3 separate regions of the Mus musculus genome follow, and regions 2 and 3 are each linked to region 1. Evidence: chromatin loops called from intact Hi-C (ENCODE). Cell type or tissue: heart. All regions are shown on one strand. Each heading gives the region's core, and the rest is flanking DNA. Links, peaks and the distances in the headings are about the cores only.

Region 1 (4,314 bases), core at 1,245-3,744:
CCAGTCCAAGAAGCAACCAGTGTGCTCTGCCTCACTTCCTAGCAACCATCTTAAAAAGACACCATTTGGTTTCATCTCAAAAGACAAAATAGGGTTTTCACCCCGTCCTGCTATTAATTCTTCGGACCAAAGTTAAAGCAGGGAGACTTTAAATCACGACACCAGACGAACACAGGCACCCAGCTAAGTGGATGCCACAAAGGGTGTGTCTGAGAACACGGAATTGACTGAGTCTGAGTCAGACTTTGCCCTGGTGGACTTTAAGATGCCCTCGGCTATAACGGTCTCACTGGGGAAAAGCTTGACTTTGCCATTCTGTCCGGCCGCCGTGTCCTTCAGGGGCTCCAGAAACACGACTCTTTTACCTGCCTTCCGATCGTCAGCAGAGGCATCGCCAGTGGGGCCAGGACTGAGAATGGACGAGTGGGCACTGCTTTGGCTCAGCGTGTTTTTCTGTCTCTTGGCTTTGCATTTGCATGGGCACGGCGTCAGGTACAGATACAGTAGCACTAGAACTATACTGGCCACGCAGGCAGCCAGGGTGGTAAAGGCCGTGTTAAACGCCTCGTGGGCGTGGGATCTGTTTATGGTGAAATTGCTCACGTTGATCATGATATCCACCGTCTCGTTTAACAGCCGCTGCCTGTTCATTGCGATACAAGAATATACCCCGGCGTCCTCAAAGCCAGGGTTCTCTATGACCAGACTTCCGTTGTAAAACACACGAAAGTTCCCCATGTCTTTATCTGGCTCCAGCAGCCTGTTATCGGGACCGACCCAGATGAAATCAGTATTTCCATTGCCAGTCTTGCTGTCACAGTGGACGATCGCCCTCTCCCCAACCTGAGCCTCGTGGATAAAGCCAAGTGCGTGGAAGGAGCCGTTGATAACGCTGTAAGAACAGTTCAGAAAGCTCTCCTGGAGCAGCTGCAGCTGGTGGGAGTGCCTGGAGTCAGACCACAGGCGACAGGTATAGTCATTCTTAAAATCCATCACGGAGCTAAAGTGCCTACGGTACCAAAAGATCAGCAACGAGTACAGAGAACAGTCACATACAAATGGGTTCCCGTGAAGGTAGATGCCTCTCAGCTGTCTCCCCGGCACTAAGTTTATATGGTGCATCGGTATGGAAGGGATTCGATTATAGGAAACATCTAAAAATGTCAGATCAGCCAGCTTGAACCTCCCAGTATACAAATCCATAGGGAACTGTGTGAGAAAGTTCCCACTCAGATAGAGTTTCTGCAAGTGGGAAAGCCCCCCGAACGCTGCGGGGTCCAGATAGGAAATGTGGTTGTTGTACAGCAGCAGTACTTCCAGAGCCTTCAGCTCTTGGAATGTGGCACTCTTTACCGACTTCAGCCTATTGGATGATAAGTCCAGACACTTTAAATTTGGGGTTGTGGAGAAACTGCCCGTGGAGATGCTGGTGATGTTGTTGTGGCGAAGAATTAAGGTGCTCAGCTTGACAAACGACACCGGGATCCAGTCGGCATCCAACAGTCCGATTCTGTTATAGCTCAGATCCAGTCTTTTAATCAGTCTGAAAAGGTTCCCGGGCACCTTAGATAGGTTTTTGTTGGTGCAGCTGACAATGTCGGTGGCACAGATGCAAGCAGTGGGGCACATTCCTGAGGCGCTGGGGCTCACCATCACTGCGATCACCAACAGACACAGCAGCTCTCTGCAACCCGGTTTGACAGCTCTAGGCAGGGTGGGCAGTGTGTGGAACCTTAACGACATTATGGTCGCCTCTGAGTCTCTTGCCAGTCGCTTCTCATCAGCTCAGTCTCCCACCAATCTGGTAACAACATTTAAAACGGGAGAAAAGTACAAGTTAACTGCCACTAGTTAACCCGTTAGAGTTATTCCGTAATTGCTTTCATTCCAATTAACTTTTGAAATGGGTTCCATCTCCAACAGGGGTGGCTTTTTAATAAAGAACCTGTTATATGCATTTTTCCTAGATTACTCCAACTCAGTGAGATTTCCAGGTACCTTCTCTCAATGCGACAGTCTCAGCATGAGAAACTCAGGCTTTTTTGTGTGTTTTTGTTTCTAAAGGATGCATTCTGCCTTAACTCCCTCCACCGACACACACAAAAACACACAATCGCATCCCATAAACAATTGAACGGAAATACTTAGCCAGCCGTCGGTCTAGCCGACCACTCACAGCGCTGGGAAGCCGCAGCGGCTCGGAGAGGCCGCCGACGGCGGTGCGCTCGGAAGGTCCGCGCGTCCGCCTGCCGGTTTGCGCCCCGCGCGCTCGCACCTTCCCTCCAGCTCCCGGTGGGCGGCAGCCTCTCAACTTTGGCGAGTTTCGAGGCAGCGGCGCGGGCTCCCCGGCTCTCTCGCTCGGCTGCAGGTACCGCCGGAGCTCGGCCGCGCCGGGAGCGGGGTGGGCGGCGGGGGAAGCCGGCCCGCCGGTGGCGCTCGCAGGCTGCAGGGCCCGGGCTCCCGCGCCCGCCGCCCGCCTTTTATCCCGTGCGCCCGGGGTCGGGAGCGGGCGGGAGGCGGGTCCCCGCGTCCTCGCTCCTCGGGCGCCGCGGCGGGCGGAGCAGGGGAGGGGGGGCGCAGCCAATCGCAGAGGCGGCCCCGTGCGGGCTCCGCGCCGCCTCTCGGCCGGGTGGGACCGCAGCGAGGCCTGCGACTCTGCACCCCCAGGCCCCGCGCCCCTCGCCCCGCGCCCGCGGGGGAGCCGCCCAGCCCGGTAGGGAGCCGCCCAGGGTGCCGGGGTGCCGCGCGCCGGAGCCCGCGGGCGGTGGCCCGCAGGTGGCACCCCACCCCGATCTCGGAGCCTGGCTTTAGGGGCTGGGGCGAGGGGCCTGGCGGGCGCTGTGCACCGGGTGCTTGCTGGGGTCCCCGCCCGGGTTTGGAGGAGGAGGAGGAGGACAGGAGCGAGGGCCGCGGCGCGTTCCCTCGGGCACCACCGGGGCTTTGCGGGGGGAGGGGGTGCGGAGGCGCCGCGGGGACGCCCCCCGGTTCCCTGGGAAAGTTCGAGCCCTTTTCCTAACTCGGAGACGGCGGCCCGAGGCACCGGGCCCAGCTCTAGAAGCAAAGGGGCAGGAAAGAAGGCTTCCGGTTGGAATGCACAGATAAGGGCATTAGCCTTTAAAAAAAATAAACAAAAAAAACAAAAACAAAAAAAATCCAGAGTCGCGCTGGCGGCTTCAGGACTAGGATTAATTCGGTAGGGGTGGCTACGCAGAAGGACTTGTCCCCTAGAGGCCCTACAGCCACCAGGGCTCCAGTAGACTGAGCTAGCATTCTCGGAAGGCACAAGCTGAACAAGGCCATGTGAAAATGAGGGAGAGAGCTTGAAGCTGGTGGGCTTTTCGATTACAAATCCATTCTTGTTTAAAGGCTTAAACGATGGGATTTGACTGAGCCAAGTGATCCATTTGGCCGTTGTGTACGGATTAAAAGAAATAAATTACTGTCCCTAAAAAACCATGCTAGCCACAGTAGAAGGGCTTAGGGAGCCAATGAAAGGTAGACAAAATTGGGGAGACAGTGAGGGCAGAGCACATGAATACAACTTTAAAAACCAAAATGATCCCCCCCCCCCCCCACGGCATCCTTAAATTTATCGGAAAACTTCCTGAGTGAGTTTTTGGCATGGATCTGATGGACCTGTGTGTTGCGTTAATGTGGACTGGTTCCGGGAGAGCTCAGCGATTCAGGGTTTTCAAGGGAGGGCAACTTGGTTCCTGTTAGTTTCACTTTCACTAAAGATTGACTTTTAAAACCACAAGCATCCAGCCTAGTGTGCTCCAGGGGTGCATTCTTCATTTCCCCAGAGAAATAGGTTTAAGATTCCTATCAGACCACACGCACACCCCCAACCCCCGGGCTTCCCCCAAGAAAACCTCGGGTTTAAGGCTCAAAGTCACAAAGCTGAGCGGTCACCTGGAAATGGAGTCAGGTAATCAAAGGAATGTTATTTAAATGACCAGTAAGTGACTGGGTTTTGCAGTCCTAAATGGAAGGAAATTGGGAAGCTGGTTAACCCGTGCTTATCACAAAATGATCTAAAATGGGTGGTTTTTTTTTTTTTTAAGAAGTGGAGAGTGGAAGTTATGCTATACCTGCAGGCAACTCTCAGAAGTATCTTGCCATCACCCCACAGCATAAACCAGCTGTACACAAACTCGCAGGGGGCAGGTCTATATAAGACCAGCTCTCTGGACTCCCATGCATGTCAAAGGCAAGAGAGGCATGAAAGGTGTGTGTTTACTAGCCTGGAGACAAGAAAGCTGACTTCAGTAATAGCAAAAGGTATGGCCTTACTTTGCGGAAGGTAATGTTTTT
Region 2 (4,314 bases), core at 867-3,366, 130 kb after region 1:
TCTGGAGACACTGTAATGACTGTATTAGAATTCATTGCAACACAGAAAAGTTTGGTCAAGATGAGAGAAATAATTTAGGCAAGGCGAGAAGAACACAGAAGTGCGGGATTAAACTTTATGCACATGTGGGCTAGTTGAGGAGATAAATTATTTTCAAGAAATGACAATGAACTAATTTTGTAGCCTAGCCTACCTCATAACTCATTAGTAAAGAAACAAGACCCTGAACAAAGCATACAGGGGGAATTCAGGACTGCCCTGGGACCCTTTGTTATTTGTGCTGAAGACAGGGTCTCCTCTATAGCTCAGGCTGGCCTGTGTACTGAGAATTTTGTTTTATTTTGGGGTTTTGATCCCCCTTTTTCTTTTTTATTTATTTATTTGTTTATTTTAATTAGGTATTTTCTTCATTTACATTTCAAATGCTATCCCAAAAGTCCCCCATACCCTTCCCCCCTTGTTTTTTTCTTTTCTTTTATTAGATATTTTCTTTATTTACATTTCAAATGTTACCCCCTTTCCTGGTTTCCCCTCCAAAAACCCCCATCGTCTTCCCCCTCCCCCTGCTCACCAACCCACTCACTCCCACTTCCTGACCCTGGCATTCCCCCACACTGTAGCATAGAACCTTCACAGGACCAAGGGCCTCTCCTTCCATTGATGACCGACTAGGCCATCCTCTGCTATATATGCGACTAGAGCCTTGAGTCCCACCATGTGTTTTCTTTGGTTGGTGGTTTAGTCTCAGGGAGCTCTGGGGGTACTGGCTAGTTCATATTGTTGTTCCTATGTTTGTTTAACACAGAAATATTATAAGAATATGTTTTGTTTTGATCCCAGGTGTGGGATACGGAGCTGCTTCAGACTGTGCACAGCAGCTCGCTGTGACTTACCTCGTGCACTGGCAGGGAGGGGGGTGATTTTGCCAGCTGCAGATCGTTTGATAGTTTTTTTGCCAGTGTGTGACCGTTTGGAACTCTGGGAATTAATCAAAGGATGTATAAACACGAGAGCCCCAGTAGAAGGGCTGGTCGACTGGTGGTTAGATGATAGTTGTATGCAAAAAGAGGAAAGAAGAAATTAGATCAATTGACAGCGAAGATCAAACTTGCCCCAAGGAACGCCCCTAACCAGCAGGAAGTAGTCTAAGGCCATTGTAGACTACTTTCCCCTCCACCCCTTTTTCTCTCCCACCTAGAGATTCTGGGGTTGAAAGGGTAGAAGAAGGGGTTTGGAGAAGGGTGGAAGAAAAAGGAGCCCACTAAGTAGACAAAAGTTGGGTTACAGGCCTGGGCTTTGTGTAGATCCAGCTACTGCCCTCCCGAGTGCTGGGATTGTGAGCTTGGGCCTACACTGGTCTCACTGCAGAGTGTTTCTTGTTCCACACTTTCTACTGTTTATTGTGATGGAAGTTAGAAGCTGAGGCTGGAGCTCAGAGGGAGACAGGGCAGGGCCGGAGTTTTACACACAGACATACAAAGGAGCACACAAAACAGTAACTTCAATTCTAAGGCTTGCTCTGAAGTGTTTAGAACACCTACTAAAAAGCCACTATTTTTTTAAAGCTGTTTTTGTTGTTTTTTTAAGTTTCTCTTCTCCTAGGTTGATTTTTTTTTTTTTTTTTCTGATTCATTTCCTCCTTCTTTCATCTCAGTATTAGTAGGAGGTGAGAGTCCCTCCCCCCCACAATGAGATCATCCCAAGCAGAACCCAAGGCCAGAGCTTATCTGCTAAATCAGAGGCCCTTTCTTTCACAGCAGATGACAGCTTCCAGTGGGAGTCTGCGAGAGGGAGTCGAAGGGACCGCCGGGCTGACTCTGACCTTTCCCGCATTTACCTGGCTCCCGGTCACAGCTCTGACTTTTTCTGGACTCCCTTGGGCCTATATCCCGACTCCCAGCTGGGGGGGGGGGGGGGGAGGGCAGTCCTTCCCCCCTACCGAGCTTCGTGCAGACCGAGAGGGAGGCTGGGTTAAAAGCAGAGCCTCCCCCTCCCCCAACACAGGATGAAGGCTACTAAATGAGAAGGGAGAAATCTCTCATCTCCCCAAATCTCTCCCCTCAACTTCTCTTTCCCACGCCGAATGCTTTCTGCTTCGTATTCGCCACACCGGCATAGTAAAAACGGAGGACCCAAACTCTTAAGAGAACACAAAGGGTCACATTTAAATTACTGAGAAAGGCAACATAAAAATGAATTCAGAGCCAACCCACCACGTCAGGTCTCGTCCACGTTAACGGCGCAGTCTTAAAACTTAGGTCATTATTGTTCCTAAAGCAAGAGAGCAAACGTTGTATCCTGTCATTTGCCCCAGAGGCCACCGGAAATGGCATCACCTCCCCAGACACTGCCTTGTGAAAGTTGCAGCACCCAGCGCTGAACTTATTTACCCCGAAGACAGAGCCTGGGCCATTCTGATCTACAGCCAGGAAAGGACTCTATCTAGGGAAGGATCTAGAATCAACAGAGAGTCACCTTTTTTAAAAAAGTCACCAGTGGTTTCCATAAGTAAGTACTCCCCAGCTTTCTGTTTTCAGTTTTGTTTTTTTTTTTTTTTTCTTTCGCTAATGGGTCTCTTGTAGCCCAGGCTATCTTCCTCCTTCTCCTCCCCCTCCTCCTCCCTATGTAACTGAGGAAGAAAGATCTTGGGAGATTCCCCATTCTCTTTTAAATATACATTTAAATTTTCAGATCGATCATCATTTCTCAGATCTCTACTGTAAGGAGTCAATGAGCAGGTGGGGGGGGGGAGGGATGGGAAACTCCAGGCACCAGACTTGGTGGCACCAAAGGACAAGCTGTTAGTTATGTGGTCTACACTGGTAAACAATTAAACACCTTAAAGAAGAAAAGAAAAAGATACAGAAAAACAGCCAGTTCCACGTTGAAGAGAAAAGGAGGTGCGGTATCTATTTATTGTCTATGCAATCCTGTCTGTTGTGATTGACCACAGAGGCTCGGCACCCCAGCCCTGCTTCCCATGAGCCTGTGGCTGTGAAGCAGGGAGCCCATTCCCTGTCAACCTTGATCTTTGAATGTGTAAAAAAGAAAAGCACCTGTTTCTTAGGCTTCTTACGAGGAACACAAGGGTAAGCAAGTTAAATCACTTAAAGGTCGCCAGAGGAGCCTGAAACAATGTTACCAGGTTGGTGTTGCTAAACCCTGGCTGAAATGCTTCATTTCACCGCAAGTAATAAGGCTAATTAGTTATTACGTTATTACGAACCAGAGAAGCTCCTTACCTGCTTTGTGTCCTTGTGGAAGCGTTTAAAGCTGTGTGCAAAATAGTTTTCCTGGCCGAGAATAACCAGGAGGGAGACCACATGCATATTTTTCTTTCTAGATAATTTTACTTCCTTCTTTTCCTTTTAACAAATCTGTATAGCTGAGTTAAAAGCTCAGGTTTTGAAACTATATATATATATAAAAATAATTGTTTTGGTTTTTTTTTTTTTCCCCGAGACAGGGTTTCTCTGTATAGCCCTGGCTATCCTGGAGCTCACTTTGTAGACCAGGCTGGCCTCGAACTCAGAAATCCGCCCGTCTCTGCCTCCCGAGTGCTGGGATTAAAGGCGTGTGCCACCACGCCCGGCAATATAATTTTTTTTTAACCCAAAGAAAGGAAACCTAAGCCCCAATCTTATCTAATTCATCAGAAGACTTCTTGCTATCTATAGCAGGCCAGCCAGTTCTGGCTTTTGCCAGCTGAGCAGTCTTGGGCTATTTTGCATAGCTTCTGTTGATTTCTCTGTAAGTAGACTAAGTTTTCTCTGTAAGTAGACTAAGTTTTCACCTCACCGGCCTGTGAGGACCCACTGTGAATGTCCGATGTGAGGAGGCATAGGGTGATGGATGGGCAAGCCAGGGCACATCAGAGGAGACCTGGACCAGAGGACTCCTGAGACCAGCTGGCATGTGGAGGCAGGGGGAACCTGAGTGAGGACAGCCTGCAGGACAGGGCGAGTTAACTCAAGTAGCAAACCAAGCATTAAGGAGGAAGGAGACAGCTGTCTGAAGGACAAAGGAAGAATCTCTGACAAAACTGATCTTAAACAGATCCTGTGTTTGATCCCAGATGATCGGGGACACACACACCACCACCACCACCACCACCACCCCAAAAATTAGTCATGTAAACTATGGTAAACCAGAAGCAAAAACCGAATACTACTCACCTCCTGAAAATGTTGCAAAATCCTAAAGCATATTTTCAATATGCATGTAGTTCTACCTTACATATATAATGAGAGAATGTATACCCATATGTTATCTACTATGTTGATTAATATTATTAACGTGGAATCTGTTACACAG
Region 3 (4,314 bases), core at 867-3,366, 81 kb after region 1:
AAAATCATGACCAAGAAGAAAGTTGGGAAGGAAAGGGTTTATTCAGCTTACACTTCCACACTGCTGTTCATCACCAAAGAAAGTCAGGACAGGAACTCATACAGGGTAGGAACCTGGACACAGGAGCTGATGCAGAGGCCATAGAAGGATGCTGCTTACTGGCTTGCTTCCCCTGGCTTGCTCGGCTTGCTTTCTCATACAACCCAGGACCACCAGCCCAGGCATGGCACCACCCACAATGGGCAGGACCCTCCCCCACTAGTCACTAATTGATCCACTTACAACTGGATCTTGTGGAGGCACTTCCTCACCTGAGGCTCCTTCCTTTCTGATAACTCCAGCTTGTGTCGAGTTGACACACAACGCCAGCTAGTACACAAGGGAAGGGGCACGGGAGGAGGACGCCACATGGAAGAACTCTTCAGGGGCTCTTACAGGATAGTTTTCAAACTGGGCCTCTAATCAGTGTAAAAGGCCAGCATGTCGTATTGATTTGACTGTATTTTACCAAATGGAATTATAAGTTTATCAACTCAGCAGAATCATGGAGCAATAAATGCACCTGTTAAGATCAATGCTGTGGCTTTAGTCCCAGCACTCAGGAGGCAGAGGCAGGCAGAGCTCTTTAGAGTTCAAGGCCAACTGAGGCTACAGATAGAGTTCCAGGATAGCCATTGCTGCTACACAGAGAAACCCTGTCTCAAAAACAAACAGGGAGCTGAAATAAATAAATATTTGGGCCAGACGAGCGGGGCTGGAGAGAGCAGAGGTTCTGAGTTCAATTCTCAGCAACCACATGGTGGCTCACAACCATCTGTACAGCTACAGTGCACTCATAGACATAAAATAAATAGATAAATCTTTAACAAGAAAAAGGAAAACAAACAAACAAAAGATCAATGCTGGGCTGTGACTTCCGTGGGTTACGTCAGGACTAGCCCTCCCTCTCATTGACCATGCTTTTTTTTTTCTCTCAAAAGATATATATATCATTATATGTAAGTTCACTGTAGCTGTCTTCAGACTCACCAGAAGAGGCCGTCAGATCTCCTTATGGGTGGTTGTGAGCCACCATGTGGTTGCTGGGATTTGAACTCAGGACCTTCTGAAGAGCAGTCAGTGCTCTTAACCTCTGAGCCATCTCTACAGCTGGACCATGCTTTTATAGCATGATTCCTGACAGCTCATGGACTGGGGTGAGTAATTACGCCTGTTACGCCCGGGCTCCTGAAGATGGCAGCAGTTTGGCTAGGAGGATAGCCTTGCCTAACACCATCTAACTCAGTACTGCTGCAAAATTAATGAGCCAAGCAATGGGTGGCTAACTGGTCAGTTGTGCTCACAGTAAAAAAGCCCCTTAGCGAAGGGAGTGATGGTTTGACTGATTCACGGAATAAAAGGAAGTCATTGTCCACTTCTGCGTTATCAACACGAAAACCCAACAGTCGCTGCGAAGAAGTGGGGAAATGGTTTATTCTGGAACCAATGATGAGGGATCGTGGCCCATAAAATCGGCTGTAGTGTACCTGAATACTGGGTTCCAATGTCCAAACTGTTTCACAGAGTTTGTAGTGAGCAAAGCAAAGAAAGTCATAACTCAGGCGCTTTTCAAACGGAAGATGGAAACAGGAAACCTCTGTCATTGGCCTCATATACTTCTTAACGATACTTTCAGGCTTTGTCATCACAAAGATGTTGGGTCACACACGCAGGGGACAGAAATTGGTTATTCAGAGGCTGAGTTAACCCAAGATAATTTAGCTTTAGACCAGACGCACTGAAGTCTCCACTTTAAAAACAAACAAACAGACAGACAAAAACGGTTTTTAAAAAGATGTGTTTATTTTATGTATGATGTTGTTATGCCTTTGTGTGTGTCTATGCGCCATGTGCATGTGTAGTACCCACAGTGGCCACCAGAGGGCCCAGTGAGCCACCGTGTGTGCTAGGAACCAAATTTGGGTCTAAAGCAAGAGCAAGCAGATCTTAACCACTGAGCCTTCTCTCGGCGAGATGCTACCCCTAACTAACTCGGTGCAGCCGCTTCCAGCGAGCGCTTCCTTGTCTCTCGCTCATCCGCGCTCCTGTTGGTTCACCCTGCTGGCCTTACCTCACGGTTTCCACTACTATCTTCACCGCTTTGCTTTTCCGATCGTAAATTTTGCATCCTATAACTTTTTTTTTTTTTTTTTTTTTTTTTTTTGGTTTTTGAGACAGGGTTTCTCTGTATAGCCCTGGCTGTCCTGGAACTCATTCTGTAGACCAGGCTAGCCTTGAACTCAGAAATCCGCCTGCCTCTGCCTCCTGAGTGCTGGGATTAAAGGCGTGCGCCACCACGCCCGGCAACTTTTTTTTTTTTCTTTTTCTACTTAAAAAAAAAAATTCTTTTGAGCGTTGTTACGGGGTAGCTAGCACCAGGAACACCACCTTGGTTTTGCTCTATTTTAGAGAAAATTAGGAAGCAAGCGTTGATTACAGTTTGGCCAAACTTTTGCTCCTGTTTTGCTTTTCCTTGTATCTTATACATCTGAGTGTTTTGCCTACTGCATCTAAGTGCACCACGTGCATGCCCGGTGCCCACAAATGTCAGGAGAGGGCATCAGATCACCTGGAACTGGAGTCACCCAGTGCATGCTGGGAACTGACCCCGGGGCGGGGGGGGGGGGGGGGCTCCGGAGGGTGGTGGTGAGGGGGGGCTCTGTAACAACAGGAGGCGCTTTTTAACCATTGAGCCATCTCTCCAACCCCCCACTTATTCTTAACACATCTAGAAATCCTGTCAGCCTTCCCATTTCTATCAGCAAGCATGGTCTACAAAATCTGACTTTAAAAGAAATCATTCTTTTTTTTTTTTTTTTTGTAATGGGAAATATGACTGAATTTCGTAATGTTTCCCGATTGCACAAAAATATGAATATTTTCTACTTGGTACTTTCTAAGAACTTACGGTTTAAAACAGGAGAAGAAAGTATCTTTTCCTCCTACAGTTCTAAGTTGTTGGCTGAGGCCCTCAGAGCAAAAGACAGATGAAGAAAAGAAGAGCCCACACAGTTATTAATACTATTGTGCTGCCACAGGAGCCTTCATGAGGAATTGGTCCTGAGGCTGGCAGAAACAGTTAAATGATTATTTTCCTGCTCCGTTGAATGCAGAGTGAGATGTCCTGGACTGTGATCCTGCAAAGGGGACTTAAGGCCAGGGACAGTGGGCAAGAGGGGCCAGGAGACAGGGTCTGTTCTCATCCACCCTACCATGGTTTACACTGCCCCTACCTCACCACCACTACCTACACCTCCCCCTGCCCCACCACCACCTACACCTCCCCCTGCCCCACCACCACCTACACCTCCCCCTGCCCCACCACCACCTACACCTCCCCCTGCCCCACCACCACCTACACCTCCCCCTGCCCCACCACCACCTACACCTCCCCCTGCCCCACCACCACCTATACCTCCCCCTGCCCCACCACCAGCTACACCTCCCCCTGCCCCACCACCAGCTACACCTCCCCCTGCCCCACCACCACCTACACCTCCCCCTGCCCCACCACTGCCTACTCTGCCCTCCATCTTGAGGTAGATTGTTCCTTCTGTCACAGCGTAGGGTGACTTACACCAGGGTCTTAGGTAGTGCTCCCTAGGACAGTCCTTCCTGCATCTGCCTTTTCTCACAGGTCTTCAGTTTCACACAGGCCCAAGCCAAGGCACTGTCTCATGGGTGGAGTTTCCCAAACCACACTGCTTCGGCCTCACTGCTGTCTAATGTTACCCAGAGTGCTAACTTGGCTTTCACTGAATCTCCATAGTTCCAAATAAAATACACTAACTGATGTTCTCTCTGTTTCAGAGTGCTTTATGCGTTTAGCTTCTGTGGTTTCTAATACACCCAAGGTGGCAGCCAGTGTATGTTTTACATCTTGTCTTAGGCATTTTGAGACAAGGTATGTAGCTGGCTGTGGACCTCAGGTTAGTCTTTTTGTTTTTTGGTTTTTTAAAGAACTATTTATTTTATGTATAGGAGTTCATTGGTGCTGTCTTCAGACACACCAGAAGAGGGCATCAGATCCCATTACAGATGGTTGTGAGCCACCCTCTGTAATGTGGTTGCTGGGAATTGAACTCAGGACCTCTGGAAGAGCAGCCACTGCTCTTAACCTCTGAGTCATCTCTCCAGCCCACTTTAGGTTTAGTCTTAAGTGCGCGCTTTCTCCTGCTTCAGCCTCCTGATTACAGCTGTGCACCACCACACTCTTAGAGTGTCCTTTCTGTTGTATCATGCTCATCACTGACTGCACCACTGTTTTTAAATTAA

What was found. A loop is a pair of places that touch in the nucleus more often than their neighbours do. Peaks named below come from ENCODE experiments on the same cell type or tissue, not always from the same donor. Only the 100,000 strongest peaks of a DNase experiment are listed, where the experiment ranks them.
Region 2: it touches region 1 in a loop (2.8-fold over the local background); 6 of 42 quality-filtered maps call a loop at or near these places.
Region 3: a loop joins it to region 1, with 2.1 times the contacts of the local background. A loop is called at or near these places in 6 of 42 quality-filtered maps.

Annotation. Positions count from the first base shown.
Region 1 is chr15:97,244,797-97,249,110 of GRCm38, forward strand. It overlaps Amigo2 (adhesion molecule with Ig like domain 2), which reads right to left and starts at 2,491. Exons shown (of 2, transcript NM_001164602.1): 1 at 2,177-2,491; 2 at 1-1,801. The coding sequence starts at 1,743. The coding sequence ends at 184. Pced1b (PC-esterase domain containing 1B) reads left to right here and starts at 2,311. Exons shown (of 6, transcript NM_172293.4): 1 at 2,311-2,368. In heart, for the core only: CTCF peaks have their summits at 2,261 and 3,232; DNase peaks (open chromatin) are centred at 1,625, 2,625 and 3,675; H3K4me3 peaks cover 2,420 bases; H3K27ac peaks cover 2,065 bases; H3K27me3 peaks cover 537 bases.
Region 2 is chr15:97,371,642-97,375,955 of GRCm38, forward strand. Pced1b (PC-esterase domain containing 1B) reads left to right here. Exons shown (of 6, transcript NM_172293.4): 5 at 2,315-2,508. Among named protein-coding and RNA genes, the nearest start is that of Gm33325, 16 kb to the left of the region's middle. In heart, for the core only: no CTCF peak of the experiment used is centred there; a DNase peak (open chromatin) is centred at 2,310; H3K4me3 peaks cover 829 bases; H3K27ac peaks cover 1,499 bases.
Region 3 is chr15:97,325,768-97,330,081 of GRCm38, forward strand. All of the region lies in intron 3 of Pced1b (PC-esterase domain containing 1B), which reads left to right. Among named protein-coding and RNA genes, the nearest start is that of Gm33325, 30 kb to the right of the region's middle. In heart, for the core only: a CTCF peak has its summit at 1,913 (motif pointing right); no DNase peak of the experiment used is centred there.